Linked DNA regions of Homo sapiens: region 1 is linked to region 2. The links are chromatin loops, found by intact Hi-C in ENCODE. Cell type or tissue: Calu3. All regions are shown on one strand. Links, peaks and the distances in the headings refer to the core of each region. The heading gives the core; the rest is flanking DNA.

Region 1 (5,393 bases), core at 60-5,059, 1.4 Mb before region 2:
ATTTTTCTGCTCTGTTTTTTCCCCATCTTTGTGGTTTTATCTACTTTGGTCTTTGATGATGGTAATGTACAGGTGGGGTTTTGGTGTGGATGTCCTTTCTGTTTTTTAGTTTTCCTTCTAACAGTCAGGACCCTCAGCTGCAGGTGTGTTGCAGTTTGCCGGAAATCCACTCCAGACCCTGTTTGCCTGGGTATCAGCAGTGGAGGCTGCAGAACAGCGGATATTGGTGAACAGCAAATGTTGCTGCCTGATCTTTCCTCTGGAAGTTTTGTCTCAGAGGAGTACCCGGCCATGTGAGGTGTCAGTCTGCCCCTACTGGGGTGTGCCTCCCAGTTAGGCTACTTGGGGGTCTGGGACCAACTTGAGGAGGCAGTCCGTCCATCCTCCGATCTCCAGCTGCGTGCTGGAGAACCACTACTCTCTTCCAAGCTGTCAGACAGGGACACTTAAGTCTGCAGAGGTTTCTGCTGCCTTTTATTTGGCTATGCCCTGCCCCCAGAGGTGGAGTCTACAGAGTCAGTCAGGCCTCCTTGAGCTGTGGTGGGCTCCACCCAGTTCACGCTTCCCAGCTGCTTTGTTTACCTACTCAAGCCTCGGCAATGGTGGGCGCCCCTCCCCCTGCCTCACTGCCGCCTTGCAGTTTGATCTCAGACTGCTGTGCTAGCAATGAGCGAGGCTCTGTGGGTGTAGGACCCTCCGAGCCAGGCGTGGGATATAATCTCCTGGTGTGCTCTTTGCTAAGACCGTCGGAAAAGCACAGTATTAGGGTGGGAGTGACCCAATTTTCCAGGTGCTGTCTGTCACCCCTAGGAAAGGGAGTTCCCTGACCCCTTGTGCTTCCCAGGTGAGGTGATGCCTCGCCCTGCTTCAGCTCAGGCTTGGTGCACTGCACCCACTGTCCTGCACCCACTGTCTGACAATCCCCAGTGAGATGCACCTGGTACCTCATTTGGAAATGCAGAAATCATTTGTCTTCTGCGTCACTCACGCTGGGTGCTGTAGACTGGAGCTGTTCCTATTCGGCCATCTTGGCTCCACCCTTTCTGAGATTTTTCATGCACTCATCACCCGAGCAGTGTACACTGTACCCAATGTGTAGTCTTTTGTCTCTCACCCCCCTCCCATCCTTTCCTCCAAGTCCCCAAAGTCCATTGTATAATTCTTATGCCTTTGCATCGTTATAGCTTAGCTCCCACTTATGAGTGAGAACATATGATGTTTGGTTTTCCATTACTGAATTACTTCACTGAGAATAATGGTTTCTAATTCCATCCAGGTTGCTGCAAATGCCATTATTTTATTCCTTTTTGTGTGTGTGTGACATGGTCTCACTCTGTCACCTAGGCTCGAGGCTCGAGTGCGGTGGCATGATCTCGGTTCACTGCAACCTCTGCCTCCTGTGTTCAAACAATTATCCCACCTCAGCCTCCCGAGTAGCTGGGACTACAGGCGTGCACCACCACACCCAGATGATTTTTGTATTTTTTGGTAGAGAAAGTGTTTCACCATGTTGACTAGGCCGATCTTGAACTCCTGATCTCAGGTGATCCACCTGCCCTGGCCTCCCAAAGTGCTGGAATTACAGGCATGAGCAACCGCACCTGGTCTCGTTCCTTTGCATGGCTGATTACTATTCTATTTTATATATATATATATATATATATATATATATATATATATATATATGCATTTGAGCTGGTTCCATATTATTGCAATTGAGAATTGAGAATTGTGCGCCTATAAACATGTGTGTGCAACTGTCTTTTTCATATAATGGCTTCTTTTCCTCTGGATACATATAGAGTAGTGGGATTGCTGGATCAAATGGTAGTTCTACTTTCTATTTTGGCTTTATTTCTGAGTTCTCTATTCTGTTCCATTGGTCTATGTGCCTATTTTTATACCAGTACCATGCTGTTTTGGTGATGATGGCCTTATGGTATAATTTGAAGTCAGATAATGTGATGCCTCCAGCAGATTTGATCTTTTTGCTTAGTCTTGCATTGGCTATGTGGGCTCTTTTTCGGTTCCATCTGTGCCTTAGGATTGTTTTTTCTAGTTCTGTGAATGATGGTGGCATTTTGATGGGAACTGCATTGAATTTGTAGATTGCTTTTAGCAGTATGTTCATTTTTACAATATTGATTTTACCCATCCATGAACATGGTGTGTGTGTGTGTGTGTGTGTGTGTGTGTGTGTGTGTTTAGATGGAGTCTCACTCTGTTGCCCAGGCTGGAATGCAATGGCACTATCTTGGCTTGCTGTAACCTCCACCACTCAGGTTCAAGCAATTCTCCTGCCTCAGCCTCCCGAGCAGCTGGGATTACAGGCACCTACCACTACGCCTGGCAAATTTTTGTATTTTTAGTAGAGATGGGGTTTCACCATGTTGGCCAGGCTGGTCTTGAATTCCTGACCTCAGTTGATCCACCCACCTCGGCCTCCCAAAGTGTTGGGATTACAGGCGTGAGCCACCACGCCCAGCCAGTATGTGTTTTCATTTGTTTGTGTCATCTATGATTTCTATCAGCAGTGTTTTGTAGTTTTCCTTGTAGAGGTCTATCACCTCTTTGGTTAGGTATATTCCCAAGTGTTTTTTTTTTTTTCAGCTATTGTAAAAGTGGTTGTGTTCTTGATTTGATTCTCAGCTTGGTTGCTGATGATGTATAGCATAGCTAATGATATGTGTACATTAATTTTGTATCCTGAAACTTTGCTGAATTCATTTATCAGTTCTAGCAGCTTTTTGGAGGTGTCTTTAGGGTTTTCTAGGTATACAATCATGTCATCAGCAAACAGTGATCGTTTGACTTCCTCTTTACTGATTTGGATGCCTTTTATTTCTTTCTCTGGTCTGATTGCCCTGGCTAGGACTTCCAGTACTATATTGAATAGAAGTGGTGAGAGTGGGCAACCTTGTCATGTTCCAGTTCTCAGGGGGAATAGAAATCCCATTAGTTTGACACTGGAGTATTCACTTTTTCCTTATGAAAGACCCACAACTGGCTCTTCAAGATTTACTTTGAAATCTCATTTCAACCTAGCTCTGACCATCAACGCTGAAACCATTATTTCACCTATATGTCCAAATCAATAAAGCCTCTCCATAAAGAAAAAAAGCAGCAGCAGCTCAGTGGCTTGTTGTACTGCCAGAGAACCTACAGTACTCCAGTGAAACACCAGAGGGAGCAAGACACTATAAGCTCCTGAAAAAGAAACTGGCAAGATTCACTAATAAGGAAATTAAACGCACAAACCCAGAGAAGATGTATCTCTTCTAAAAATGTGAGAAGCCCTCAGAATCTCTAACCAGGCTGAGCTAGTAAAGATCTTCCCATTTACAAAGACATCCCATAAAGACTAGAAGAGGTAGCTGCTTTTTCATATATAACAATGACAACAAAAGGCTGAGCACAGTGGCTGATGCCTGTAATACAAACACTTTGGAAGGCTGAGGCAGAAGGATTACTTAAGGCTGAGTTCAAAAGCAGCCTGAGCAACATAGTGATACCTCCATATCTACATAAAATAAAAATAAAAATAAAGAAAAAATAAAAAGGAACATGAAGAAACAGAGAAACATAGCCCAATCAAAATAGCAATATAAATCTCTAGACACTGATCCTAAAGAAATGAAGACTTATGCATTATCTGACAAAGAATTCAAAGCAATCACTTAAAAGAAGTTCCATACACTACTTGAGAACACACACAACTAAATGATAAGGAACAAATCAAGAATATCAACAAAGAAATAGAAATTATAAAAAAACAAAAACAAAAACAAAAAAATGAGGCTGGGCTTGGTGGCTCACACCTGTAATCCCAGGACTTTGGGATACCGAGGTGTGTGGCTCACTCGAGGTCAGAAGTTCAAGACCAGCTTGGCTAACACGGTGAAACCCCATCTCTACTATAAATACAAAAAAATTAGCCAGGCATGGTGGCATGCGCCTGTAATTCCAGTTGTTTGCGAGGCTGAGGCAGAAGAATCGCTTGAACCCAGGAGGTGGAGCTTGCAGTGAGGTGAGATCGCACCACTGCACTTCAGCCTGGATGAACAAAAGAATTGAATTAATACTATTGCTTTTCACATATATATGTATGTGTATATATATATATGTGTGTGTGTGTATATATGTATATATATACATATATACACATATGTATATATATACATATATACACATATGTATATATATACATATATACACATATGTATATATATACATATATACACATATGTATATATATACATATATACACATATGTATACATATACATATATACACATATGTATATATATATACATATATACACATATGTATACATATACATATATACACATATGTATACATATACATATATACACATGTATACATATACATATATACACATATGTATACATATACATATATACACATATGTATACATATACATATATACACATATGTATACATATACATATATACACATATGTATACATATACATATATACACATATGTATACATATACATATATACACATATGTATACATATACATATATACACATATGTATACATATACATATATACACATATATATACATATATGTATATATATACACATATAAATATATATATGTATATACACACATATATATACATATATATACACATATAAATATATATATGTATATACACACATATATATACACATATATATACATATATATGTATATATATATATATTTTTTTTTTGAGATGAAGTCTTGCTCTGTCGCCCAGGCTGGAAGGCAGTGACATGATTTCAGCTCACTGCAACCTCCAACTCCCGGTTCAAGTAATTCTCCTGCCTCAGCCTCCCAAGTAGCTGGGATTACAGGTGTCTGCAACCACGCCCGGCTAATTTTTGTATTTTTAGTAGAGACAGGGTTTCGCCATCTTGGCCAGGCTGGTCTTGAACTCCTGACCTCACGATCTACCCTCCTCAGCCTCCCAAAGTGTTGGGATTACAGGCGTGAGTTACCACGCCCAGCCTAAAAATATATATTTTTTATTTCAATAGCTTTTGGGGTACAAGTGGCTTTTGGTTACATGAATGAATTGTATGGTGGTGAAATCTGAGATTTTAGCACACTGATCACCTGAGTAGTGTAAATTGAACCCAACATATAGTTTTTTATCTGTTAGTCCCCTCTTACCCTCATGCTTCTGAGTCTCCAAAGTCCATTATATCACTCCATATGCCTTTGTGTATGCATAGCTTAGCTCCCACTTATAAGTGAGAACATACAGTATTTGGCTTTTCATTCCTGAGTTACTTCTCTTAGAATAATGGCCTCCAGCTGCATCCAAGATGCTGCAAAAGACATTTTTTCATTCTCATTTATGGCAGAGTAGTATTCCGTG
Region 2 (5,393 bases), core at 140-5,139:
CCCAAATGGCTCTCAGGAAAAGCTTGGCTAATAGTCTTTAGACTCCTTAAGAGGTTTAACACTAACATAAATTCACTGAGGTCTTTTCCTTTTTTGACATGGAGAAACAGGCCCAGAGAAATAACCATCTTCATTCTTGAGGAGATTTATGTTCAGATGAAATCATTTCTGAGGAAAAAAACAACAAGACAAGACATCAGACCTGGGAAGGGATCTCTAGTAGAAAGCTCATTCTCCTTGTGCCTTTCGAGCCCTAATTTGGTAGAGGAAAGGGGAAGAAGGTCATGAGGGAAGGATTCCAGCTAAAGTGTGTGGGTGAGCACCTCCTTAAACCCAAAGATTAAGATTTTATACTTTACAAAGATTGGAAATAGGCAAACGGCAGATAATATTTTTAGAAATTGTCTCGTTTGAGTGTCAGAGTTGCTCGTAGCAGGAAAGAGGCCTGCCATGTTTGGGAATGGGGAAGAAAGCTGGGGCATCCCACTCAGAAACCAGACTCTCAAACTCTCACTGCTCAGGTCACGGAAGAACGTTTAAGTTCTCTCTGCCTCATGACCTCACTTAGGCCTCATTAGCTTAGTTCCTTTTCTAGAGGGCTCCATGGTCACTTAAGCCCAGTCCAGGAACGAGTAATCTTTTGAGTATCTGTATGTCCTCTCTTTTAGGCTATTCACATTCCCCTCACCTCCTCCACCTCCAAATCTCATTTGGGAGAGGAAACCTTTGAATATACTTCCACCAGTATCACTTCTTCCCAGGGTCTCTGAAATCCTACATAACACTTGGACCCAGCTGGGAAGCTATTGGGAAATGAGATGTCAAAACTTCAGTACCATTTCTTGTCAACATTGGGATTGTGCTCACAGCTAAACTGTAGGACAGGGGCTGATAAATGAGTACTCACCCCACCCTTGACTGTACTCTGGGAGAGCCCTAATGTATCTAGAACAGCAGTCACCAATTAGGCCTTCTCTTTGACAATAGCTGTCTCCTTTGCTTATTCCTGCTTATAGGAATCCTACTGATTAGGTTCTCTTTCTGAGAACCTTTAATTGAGTACTTTTTGTGTTTTGAGCACCCTCTAGAGACCACATTTTACCAATGCAGGCCGAGCTTTATGGCAAATTGATAGTTTTTCCAACTTCAAGAATGCATCCCCTCAGGCATTTAAACTAATCTCTGCCCCAGCCTCAAAGTAGGAGGTGCAGAATTCCAGGGGCACTGAAAGATGGAGCTTGATAGGGCCGTATAGATGACCTAGTGCTTCCCTAATTTAAAGGTAGGCCCAGACAGATAGTGACTGAATTAAGCCCCATCAATTCTAGGCAAGTGTGTTTTTCCACTATAGAGGAAATGAGGCATAGAGAGGTTAACTGACTTATTCATGTTTGCCTGCTAATAAGTGGTAGAATCAGAATTAAGACCCAGGCAGTTTGACTCCTTAGCCCAAGCTCCTCTTTTGTCTCTTCCCTTTCCCCTCCTTCCGTCCCATGTCTGATCAGTCACTAAGTTCACCAAGTCCTTGATGTGTATGTAAATCATGCGGGGCCATTGCTTAAAATTCCCCTCTGAGTCACCTGAAGAGCCTGGATTTTATTCTGTGTTTTGCACTTGACTTGCTGTTAAGCCAGATCTTCCTCATCCTGTATTTATACAATTGATTTCTTTTTAAATCCAAGCTTAGGATTTCACTTTATCCCTTTTGGATATCACATTGTTGTTTTCCATTCATCTGTTGGTATAAGTTGAGCTCCATTTAGGTATGGGTTTTTGAACAGCTAAGTCCACCAAACTGTAGCATCGTCCAGTTAAAGTTTTCCATATAGTCCACAAAGATTTCCTGAGAAATGTTACTTTGTGTATATTCTTTAGTTTTGGCAAGCCATTTGAAAGTAAGTAGCAGATAACATGATACTTTACCCCTAAATACTTTAGCAGGCAGCTTTTAAAAATGGGGGCATTTTCCTACGTAACTGTAATACAATCCCCATGGTATAGAAAATTAGTAATAACTCACAATATTATCTAATATATAATCCACATTCAAATTTTCCCCAATAGATCCCCAAAATGGAATTTTTGAAGCAGAATCCAACGAAGGTCCTCAAGTTGTATTTCATTATGTCTCTTTAATCTAGGAAGGTCCTCTCATCTGTTTTCCCACATGATATTGATATTTTAACGAGACCAGATCAATTGTCTTATAAATGTTCCACATCCTGGGTTTGTTTAATTGCTTCCCCAGGGTGTAATTTAATTTGATCCTCCATCCCCTATATTTTCTGTAAAACTGGAATTTAGGTCTAAAGGAATAAATAGCTTTAGATTAAATATTTTTGGTAAGAGTACTTCATAGGTGATGCTGGTATTTAGTATTGTACAGCACATCAAGACACACACACACATTGGTTTGTGTTTTATTAACGAAGCTATGTTTGATCATTTGATGAAGTGACCTTTCCTTTATAAAGGTACGTTTTTCCTTTGCAGTTATGACTTGTTTTGTAATTTTTACTTATGCCCCTGCTGCATCTTCAGTGTGGAAAGACCAGGAGTATCTACTCCATAGAGACCCCACATCTTTTATCCTTGGAGAGACAAAAGAAAAACATGGATTACTTGAGAGCAGTGATTGTCCTTCTAGGTTCACCCTTCTGATGCTTTTCTGTCCTGTAAGCATCAAAATAAGAGCAACCACCTTCTATCAAGAGCACAGTGAGGGCCAGAAGAGGGGTAGCAGCTGTCTCCAAATCTTGCACTTTTAATCACTGTGCTTTATTTCCCTAATATTGAGTCCTGAGGGACTTTGCATATGGTCACACAGGTTCAGGTTGTACACTGTTCAACTCCAAGGAACATCATTCACCAAGTAACTGGCATGTCCTAGAGTTGTGCTATGGAGAACTTGCATGACCATATGCAGCTTTCTTGTGTGTCTCTTCTCTTTGATAAAAAAATGGGGGAATATATTTGGCCCTTGGATATATGAGATCTGACTGAGGATGTGCTCAAATTACTCTTGCCTTATGAATCTTGATTTCCTCATATAAAAAGCAATGGGCTCAACTAAATGCTTCCCAACGTGTGGCATGGGTTCTAGAGGTGACATTGGATATGATTATAGTGGCTACCATGATCATTTTTTTACAAGTTAGAAATTTATTTTATGCTTATCTTTTGATGGTGGAATATTGCTGCTTCTCCACTTAAAAAAGTGTTATAGTTTCCTTTTAAAATGAATTTCTGCAAGTAAAAATATAGTTGATTTAAATAAAATATTTTGTATACAGTTGCATACCTAGTAGTTTTTAAATTATACTTTAAGTTCTTGGGTGCATGTGCAGAATGTACAGTTTTGTTACATAGGTATACATGTGCCATGGTGGTTTGCTTCACCCATCAACCTATCATCTACATTAGGTATTTCTCCTAATTTTATCCCTCCCCTAGCCCCCACCCCCTGAAAGGCCCCAGTGTGTGATGTTCCCCTCCCTGTGTCCATGTGTTCTCATTGTTCAGTTCCCACTTATGAGTGAGAACGGTGTTTGGTTTTCTGTTGTTGTGTTAGTTTGCTGAGAATGATGTTTTCCAGCTTTATCCATGTCCCTGCAAAGGACATGAAATCATCTTTTTTATGGCTGCATAGTAGTCCATGATGTACATGTGCCACATTTTCTTCATCCAGTCTATCATTGATGGACATTTGGGTTGATTCCAAGTCTTTGCTATTGTGAATAGTGTTGAAAAAAAAAAAAACCTTCTTCATGCGTCTTTATAGTAGAATGATTTATAATCCTTTGGGTATATACCCAGTAATGGGATTGCTGGGTCAACTGGTATTTCTGGTTCTAGATCCTTAAGGAATCGCCACACTGTTTTCCACAATGGTTGAACTAATTTACACTCCCACCAACAGCGTAAAAGCGTTACTATTTCTCTACATCCTCTCCAGCATCTGTTGTTTCCTGACTTTTTAATGATCGCCATTCTAACTGGTGTGAGATGGTATCTCATTGTGGTTTTGATTTGCATTCTCTAATGACCAGAGATGATGAGCTTTTTTTCATGTTTGTTGACCACATAAATGTCTTCTTTTGAGAAGCGTCTGTTCATATCCTTTACTCACTTTTTGATGGGGTTGTTTTTCTCTTGTAAATTAGTTTGTTATTTGTAGATTTTGGATATCAGCCCTTTGTTAGATGGACAGATTGCAAAAATTTTCTCCCATTCTGTAGGTTGCCTGTTCACTCTGATGATAGTTTCTTTTGCTATGAAGACAGTCTTTAGTTTAATTAGATTCCATTTGTCAATTTTGGCTTTTGTTGCCATTGCTTTTGGTGTTTTAGACATGAAGTCCTTGCCCATGCCTATGTCTTGAATGGTATTGCCTGGGTTTTCTTCTAGGGTTTTTATGGTTTTAGGTATTATGTTTAAGTCTTTAATCCATCTTGAGCTAATTTTTGTATAAGGTGTAAGGAAGGGATCCAGTTTCAGTTTTCTGCATATGGCTAGCCAGTTTTCCCAACACCATATATTAAATAGGGAATCCTTTTCCCATTGCTTGTTTTTGTCAGGTTTGTCAAAGATCAGATGATTGTAGATGTGTGGTATTATTTCTGTGGCGTCTGTTCTGTTCCATTGGTCTATATCTCTGTTTTGGTACCAGTACCATGCTGTTTTGGTTATTGTAGCCTTGTAGTATAGTTTGAAGTCAGGTAGCGTGATGCTTCCAGCTTTGCTCTTTTTGCTTAGGATTTTCTTGGATATGCAGGCTCTTTTTTGGTTCCATATGAAATTTAAAGTTCTTTTTTCTAATTCTGTGATGAAAGTCAATGGTAGCTTGATGGGGATAGCATTGACTCTATAAATTACTTTGGGCAGTATGACCATTTACACGATATTGATTCTTCCTATCCATGAGCATGGAATGTTTTTCCATTTATTTGTGTCCTCTCTTATTTCCTTGAGCAGTGGTTTGTAGTTCTCCTTAAAGAGGTCCTTCACATCCCTTGTAAGTTGGATTCCTAGGTATTTTATTCTCTTTTTAGCAATTTTTAATGGGAGTTCACTCAAGATTTTGCTCTCTGTCTATTATTAGTGTATAGGAACGCTTGTGATTTTTGCACATTGATTTTGTATCTTGAGACTTTGCTGAAGTTGCTTATCAGCTTAAGGAGATTTTGGGCTGAGACCATGGGGTTTTCTAAATATACAATCTTGTCATCTGCAAACAGAGACAATTTGACTTTTTCTATTCCTATTTGAATACCCTTTATTTCTTTCTCTTGCCTGATTGCCCTGGCCAGAACTTCCAATACAATGTTGAATAAGAGTGGTGAGAGAGGGCATCTTTGTCTTGTGTCAGTTTTCAAAGGGAATGCTTCCAGTTT

The links. Hi-C counts contacts between places; a loop is a spot of excess contacts. Peaks named below come from ENCODE experiments on the same cell type or tissue, not always from the same donor. Only the 100,000 strongest peaks of a DNase experiment are listed, where the experiment ranks them.
Region 1: it touches region 2 in a loop (12-fold over the local background); 6 of 110 quality-filtered maps call a loop at or near these places.

What each region holds. Positions count from the first base shown.
Region 1 is chrX:65,449,653-65,455,045 of GRCh38, reverse strand. All of the region lies in intron 5 of ZC3H12B (zinc finger CCCH-type containing 12B), which reads right to left. Among named protein-coding and RNA genes, the nearest start is that of LAS1L, 82 kb to the left of the region's middle. In Calu3, for the core only: no CTCF peak of the experiment used is centred there; a DNase peak (open chromatin) is centred at 3,155.
Region 2 is chrX:64,089,669-64,095,061 of GRCh38, reverse strand. No RefSeq gene overlaps it. Among named protein-coding and RNA genes, the nearest start is that of AMER1, 110 kb to the left of the region's middle. In Calu3, for the core only: no CTCF peak of the experiment used is centred there; no DNase peak of the experiment used is centred there.